Linked DNA regions of Homo sapiens: region 2 is linked to region 1. Evidence: chromatin contacts called from ENCODE Hi-C or POLR2A ChIA-PET data. All regions are on one chromosome and are shown on one strand. Each heading gives the region's core, a stretch centred on a gene start or an enhancer-like site at or near the end of the contact. The rest is flanking DNA. Distances are from core to core; before and after follow the strand shown. Region 1 holds the start of LINC01819 (long intergenic non-protein coding RNA 1819). Region 2 has its middle 59 kb from the start of LINC02580.

What was found. Hi-C counts contacts between places; a loop is a spot of excess contacts on that map. ChIA-PET counts read pairs that join two places held with the same protein, here RNA polymerase II (POLR2A). Pooled maps may share reads with other maps.
Region 2: a map of Caco-2 shows a loop between it and region 1 (10-fold over the local background). The contact joins the enhancer-like site here to the promoter of LINC01819 in region 1. A Hi-C loop is called at or near these places in 4 of 168 maps with a recorded cell type or tissue (Caco-2, aorta, endothelial cell of umbilical vein and 1 more), 1 of 37 single-sample maps with no recorded cell type and 9 of 50 pooled maps. POLR2A ChIA-PET finds 5 or more read pairs at or near these places in 3 of 52 experiments (H1, WTC11 and activated naive CD4-positive, alpha-beta T cell).

What each region holds. Positions count from the first base shown.
Region 1 is chr2:43,037,571-43,041,115 of GRCh38, forward strand. It overlaps LINC01819 (long intergenic non-protein coding RNA 1819), which reads right to left and starts at 1,973. Exons shown (of 6, transcript NR_110585.1): 1 at 1,550-1,973. RefSeq lists an enhancer at 3,433-3,545.
Region 2 is chr2:43,159,949-43,163,493 of GRCh38, forward strand. No RefSeq gene overlaps it. Among named protein-coding and RNA genes, the nearest start is that of LINC02580, 59 kb to the left of the region's middle. Within about 2 kb of position 1,766, at least 8 of the 41 ENCODE cell types and tissues checked have a DNase peak (open chromatin) inside an H3K27ac peak, as active enhancers do.

The sequences.
Region 1 (3,545 bases), core at 723-3,222:
GTGTAAGTGCATGATTATGCTAAAAAAATTAAAAATTCAAATAAGGAAAACCAAAATAAAAACAAAGAAAAAGAAGCAATCTAAAATTACCCCTTAGCTCACCACTCGTCAATGTTTTATTGTATATCCTTCCAACGTTTTTCATAAATCAATGCTTTATTATTTATTTATTTATTTTTTTGAGACGGAGTTTCACTATTGCCCAGGCTGGAGTGCAATGGTGCAATCTCGGCTCACTGCAACCTCCGCCTCCCGGGTTCAAGCAACTATCCTGCCTTAGCCTCCTGAGTAGCTGGGATTACAGGCATGTGCCACCACGCCTGGCTAATTTTGTATTTTTCAGTAGAGATGAGGTTTCTCCATATTGGTCAGGCTGGTCTCGAATTCCCTACCTCAGGTGATCTGCCTGCCTCGGCCTCCGAAAGTACTGGGATTACAGGCATGAGCCACTGCGCCCAGCCCAATCAATGATTTAAAAATCAGATTATTTTATATACATCTCAGCTTTGTATTATTCTGTTCGTTATGCTATCTGCTTATTTCTATGTCATTAGATGCTCTTCTACATCATTTTTAAAGGCTCAATTGTGTTTTGTTTTCTGGATGTTTCACAATGTATTTAACCCATGCCCCATTTTTGGACATTTAGGTTGCTTCCGGTTTTTCAGGCTTAGAAGTCACAGTGAAGGACAACTTTGTGGCTAAATCTTTGAATGACCACCTATGTATATTCCCTGGAATAAGTCCCAGAAATAGACTCCCTGAAAGAAAGGACACTAGGGTTCGTTTCCATCCCTGGGCAGATCCCGAGGAAGGCTGGGTTGTTCTGGAGGTCTTGGCGCTGGGCCCTGCACTCCAAGCTTCAGGGCCTCCCAGACCCTTAGTGCACGTTCCACTACACTAAATCACCCCGCCCCTCCTCTCCCCACTCTGCCCCAGGCTTTGGACTCACCCAGGAGAATGAATTACACCTCCCAGCCGGACGTGAGGCCATTTGTCTTGTGCTCTGGAATCCTGATTAGATAAAATCTGAACAGAGCACATTTACTTATTTAGTGTATTTCTGGGTGGGTGGGTCCTAGCCCTTGGGGATCACCTTCTCCAGATCAGGGTGAAGAGTTTACAGAAGGGAGGAGCAGGTCACATATCCAGAGCAACCAGCTCAGGCATTCACCCTGCGGGGTCACAGGAACCCCACCGTCCCCAGCTCAGGCCCACTCCACTCCAGCTCCAATCTCCCCAGTCCTGCCTCCCCGCCTCCAGCTCAGGAAGCTTTAGGCGTTGGTTGCTCATCATATGGCTGAGGCTGGCAGAAAGAAGGACTAGGTGCCCAGTGATGTGGCCACATCGCACCTCTGGCGGGAAGTGGACTCTCTCCGACCCCCCTTGGGGGCTCTGGTGGCCTCTGCGGGACCTCGGGTTGTCTGAGCACACGCACCCTCGCCCTCTCTGGGACCTGATGCCTCGATTTAGGCTCAGACCCTGTAAATGCCCCTTGAGAGCCCTCAAGGATCCAGGGTTCTCTTGTCCTCAAAGAAGCAGAACATACCTGCTCACCAGCCTGCAGCTTGTCCTGTGTGTCCCGTCTCCTCAAGTACGGAGAGGCCAGGGCTTCCTGAATCTCATCAGATCCGAATCTCCCCAGATCTCATCAGGGCCTCTTCCCAGGAGACACCAACTCTCAAGGTCTGGAGACACACCTGGAACCTGTATTTTCCCAAATGGTCCTCCTGGCTCTTCCCACAGAACTGTCTTCTTGTCCCTGGTCTCCACTGATGGGGAACAAGGCATGTGACCCCCTGGGTCGGGCAGGCCCAAGGCAGGCGAGGCAGTGAGAAGCAGGCGAGGGGATAGGGCTGCTTGCTCAGGTAACTTGGGTTCAGGAGGTTTGGCAGCCGAGCTGCCTCTCCTGGCAGCGGGGCTTGGCCAAGGGCAATGTGCAGCCACACAAAGCCATCCTCACAAAGCCACCCTCACAGCCTCTCTGGCCGAGAGTCCCTGGGCGCTCACTTGCCGGGATGCACAGGCACGCCTCTGGCCAGGCCGGGCTGCGGGGGTTTGTGGCCTGGAGAATCAAAGAGCCGCCCTCAGCTCGGAGAACACTTCCTCTAGAAGGCTCTGGTAACAGCACACCGGGTCTGAGGAGAAAGAGCCTCTGTGGGCCACGGTGGGTCTTTGCCCACAGAGGCTCACACACCACCCCTCCTGTTCCAACACCACCCCCTGCCCGGCCCCAGTTCTCCTACCAGCCCAGGGGACTCAGGTGGGCCAGACCTTTTCACACTGCCCCTCCCACACACACCACAGCAAGAGGGTGAGCCTCCCTCTTTCTCTGCCGGGGTCTCTGGGGCCTCCCACGACGGGGGTGGGTGGTGCCATAAGCCCTGGGTGCCTGTGGGCGGTGGTCCCACGGATGCCCTGCTCAGTTCCAGACATAGTTGTTATTTGGACTTTTCACATCAAAGTAATTAATTAAATATGCAATAGAATACATTCTCTTCCTCAGTCAGTGGCAACCCCATCCCTTCATTCACTGAGGCCGAAACCTTGGATAGCCGTCCTGGAGTTTTTCAGACCCATGTCCAAACCACTGGAGCATCTTGTCAGCAGGATTCCAACTTCTTCCAGAGCCCACCCGCCTCTCACCACCTCTCTGTCATTTCCCACCTGGATGATTACAACAGTCCCTGTCGAGGCCCTGGCCCCACCACGCCACCAGTGGGGAGAATGCTTCCTCTAGAAGGCTCTGGTGGATTTGGGTGATGAGGGGGAGAGGGGTAGTCCCGGGCCAAGCCACACCAGTGACCCCACGTGTGTTCAGAACCCTCCTGTCTACATTTGATTTCATCTTGGCTACTCTTGTCAAGACATGCAGTTTGTTAGTCTTGAGCAAGTAAGAGTCCTTATTTGTATGCCCTCACATGTTATCACAAATCCCCCAGATTCTTTTTCAGATCTCATGCCCTAATTTGGGGTTTATGAAATCTACCATGCTGATAGGGATTCCTGTCTGTCATGGGGACTTTGAGCCATGACTCAGAACAAGACACTTATCAATCTGGGGCCTCTCCGAAGATGCTGAGACCAGGGCCAGTCTCAGCTGCAACGCCCTGCTTGGAAGCCACTATGGGATGATTCTGCAACAGATATCATGATGCAACAGATGCCCATGAATGACATGGGAAAGCTGGGCCCCATCGCCCAGGGGGACACTCCTGCTGTGCTCTGTCAGCAGGAGGGAGCCTCCTAGGAACTTCATCAGGACCCATTCTTTCTCTTTTTCTTTTCTTTTTTTTTTTTTTTTTTTGTGAGACGGAGTCTCACTCTGTCACCCAGGCTGGAGTGCAGTGGCTCAATCTTGGCTTACTGCAACGTCCGCCTCCTGGGTTCAAGCGATTCTTTTGACTCAGCCTCCTGAGTAGCTGGGATTACAGGCATGCACTGCCATGCCTGGCTAATTTTTGTATTTTTAGTAGAGACAAGGTTTCACCATGTCGGCCAGGCTGGTCTCAAACTCCTGACTTCAAGTTGTCCTCCCACCTTGG
Region 2 (3,545 bases), core at 516-3,015, 120 kb after region 1:
TGGCTGGGCCTGGGGCTGAGTCACTGCCTAGCCTTGCCTGCCCAGCCCCGAACCAGGCAAGCCTCGGTGCAGGTGACCCTGCTGCCCAGAGAAGTGGGCGGCAGGAAGAATGGTCAGGCCCTCCTCCTTTTTCTCCTCCCTCCTACTCACCCACCTCCTGGCCACTTTCCTCCCTTTTTTTTCTTTTTTTGAGATGGAGTCTCACTCTGTCGCCCACACTGCAGTGCAGTGGCACAATCTTGGCTCACTGCAACCTCTGCCTCCCAGGTTCAAGTGATTCTCCTGCCTCAGCCTCCCGAGTAGCTGGGACTACAGGCATGTGCCACCATGCCCAGCTAAATTTTTGTATTTTTAGTACAGACGGGGTTACACCGTGTTAGCCAGGATGGTCTCGATCTCCTGACCTCGTGATCCACCCGCCTCAGCCTCCCAAAGTGCTGGGGTTACATGGTTAAGCCACCGCTCCCGGCCCCTCCCTGTCTTTTCACACCCACTTCTCTCTCTGCCCAACCCTGTCTACACCCTTCCTGCCAGTTCCCAGGAAAAGTGACTTGGACTTTGCTGATGGGAAGCAGAATCTGGGCTAAAACTAGGACAGGAGCAGGGCTGGTTCCTCCAGCAACTCCCCCAGCTCGAAGGAGGCCCAGCCTGAACCACATCGCCAGGAGCCCTGGCTCAGCACTGGGGGTTACCTATGGGCGGCCACTTCAACTTGTGTGTGTGTGTGTGTGTGTGTGTGTGTGTGTGTGTGTGGTGGGCAGGGCGGGGGAGATGTATATTGATGAGGGAGGGGAAATGGACCATTGGGCCCCAGCTTCAACGCCACATTTATTTACTGGGCACTGAGTTAAAAATAGACCTGAGTGCCCCTAGTGCAGGCTGCAGATAGGGAGAGGGATTCCAGGACCCCTGGGAACTAGCTATGTCTCAGGGCCTCCACATGACCTCCCTCTCCCTGAGGGGTGGATCTGTGATTCTGCCGAGTGTCACACACACCCCTGTGTTACTGGGTGGCACCAGGGCAATGTTTTGTGCACTTCACAGATTACAGTGTTGTGTCGCAGAAGAGCATGGACTTTAAACCTAGACGGGATCCCAGCAAGGGATGACTGCACACCTGCCCCACTTCTGGCCTCCATTTTACAGAGAGGGAGACTGCGGCTTAGGGACAAATGACCAGCTCAAGGGCATGCAGAACCAGGCTGGACTCGGGTTCCTTGGCTCCCAATTCTGGACTTTTTTTTTTGAGACGGAGTCTCGCTCTGTCGCCCAGGCTGGAGTGCAGTAGCGTGACCTCGGCTCACTGTAACCTCCGCCTCCCGGGTTCAAGCGATTCTGCTGCCTCAGCCTCCCGATTAGCTGGGACTACAGGTGCCCGCCACCACGCCTGGCTAATTTTTGTATTTTTAGTAGACACCTGGTTTCACCGTGTTGGTCAGGCTGGTCTCGAACTCCTGACCTCATGTGATCCGCCTGCCTCCGCCTCCCAAAGTGCTGGGATTACAGGCATGAGCCACCACACCTGGCCCCAAGTCAGGACTCTTTCCACTGTGTTATATGGCACCCATCACATTGGATTCTGTTTTATTCCATCTTGTTTCATGTTATGTTATATAATGCAGGCAGAGGGGTGGGAGGTAGCGGTTGGAGGTGGAAAAGTGGCCAGAAGGTGACAAAAAAGCAATAGGCTAAGGTCCAGGCAATGAGCCCACATCTTCCCCCACCTGAGATTTCTCCTCCATCAGGTGTAGGGGGCGTGGCTCACCCCGGCACCCAGTGCCCTAATTAGCTCCTGTTGACAGTTTCTGGTTTATGTGTTATCACCTTGAGCCTGCTTATCTTTATCAGAGCCAAAGGTTGATTGGGGCATTCTGGCCAAAGCTCAAAGCAACTCCACTCCAATTTCACAGGGCATTTATGACTACTGTGAATAATAACCCTCTTTCCTCAAGATAGCAGCCTGATCCATTCAGGACCTTCCCTGCAGAGTCCTTGGTGTGATCCTTACCATCCTCACCAGGAAGACAGCACAGAGTCCTTCTCCCATTGGCTGGGGAGAAAAGCGATGCACAGCCCCAGGGTGAGCTGGCCGGGGACCCAGGTCTCCTGAGCCCTGTCCTCAGCACCCAGCAGCAATGCCCCGGCTCTGGAACCTGACAAAGTGAGACCTCCCTACCAGGGCCATGGCCCCCGCTTCTCCAGCCTCGCTCGCCGGGACAAAGGTTACGGGCCTTATCAACCAAGGAGGTAGAATATTAATCTGGCCATCTATGCCCCAGCCCTGACCCGCATAGCAAAGCCGCCATCATCCAGGTGGTGGGAGTATCTGTGCATCGGGACAGAATGAGGTGGGGCTATGTAAGGGGCCCCCATGAGGGCAGGGCCCTGCACATGGCCTTTGTGGCCGCTGGAGGGGCTCACCCTAGGTCTTTTCCCACATCAGCCTTGGAGCCACGACCTCAGGTTCTCACCAGCTCCCCTCTGAGCCCCAGGAGAGATATCTTGTCTGAGAAGTGACCCAAACCCTTCCTGACCCCTGATATTCCTACTTGGACCCCCTTGGGGGCAGTGGCCAGAGGGTTTGTCACTGTCAGAGCAGACCTGGGTCCTACTCCCAGCTCTGCCATCATCTCCATCCTTGGTACCCGGGGCAAGCCACAGCACGCACAGACCTCAGCTGCATCACCGGTAAAATGGGAGTAGACTTTGATCTGTCCCAGAATACCCTCCTTCCCTGGAGATGTGGTACCTGAGTCTGGGTGGCGACCCCTCCCCATCTGCATAGATACACCTGGAACAGGATCCAGGCCCCTGGATGTCACTCTTTTGTGTTTTACACTTCACTGGCCTCACTTATGGCCACCTAAACCCCTTAGCTCCTGGGCCAAGTCTTCAGGGACTCCAAGGGAGATGGAGATGCCTTGCAAGGATGTCTTTGGAGACCTCAATTGGGACAGGTCCCTGCCTGGCAGTTGTGTGTGTGTGTGTGTGTGTGTGTGTGTGTGTGTGTGTGTACACCCACCCTCCCGAGGCATTGTCTAGAGGGGGCATTGTCCAGAGGGCTGGGCGGTTGCCTTTATGGCCAGGCATAAAAGGTAATCATTGACCACATCAATGCCGCCCTGCGCGTCAGTGCCCGCCCAGGCTCGACCCTGCCAGGCCCTGGATTACTTTACAGTCACATAAAAGGAGCCTCCAGACTGGCCCCTGGGGACTTTGGCCCTCAAGGGGCAGTGGGAGGGGAGCCGTTCCCTGGAGACAGCCTTTTCTTCTAATATTTACTTGGCCAGAGAAGAGCCCCCGCCTTTTATCAAACACCACTGGGATGTCTCAGCTCAGCCTGCCTAAGTCACAAGAGTCCCCGTCACCTGGTGCAGCTCCTCTTCCCCTCCCTTCTCTGCCTCTCCTGTCAGGACCCACCAGCAGCTTGGACGCACCCAACAAGGCTCTGCCCAGGCTGGAACTCAGACACATCTGGGAGGCACAGATGTGTCTGAGTTTTATCCAAGCTTTATCTCACCAAGGCCCCATAACCTCATGAGGTA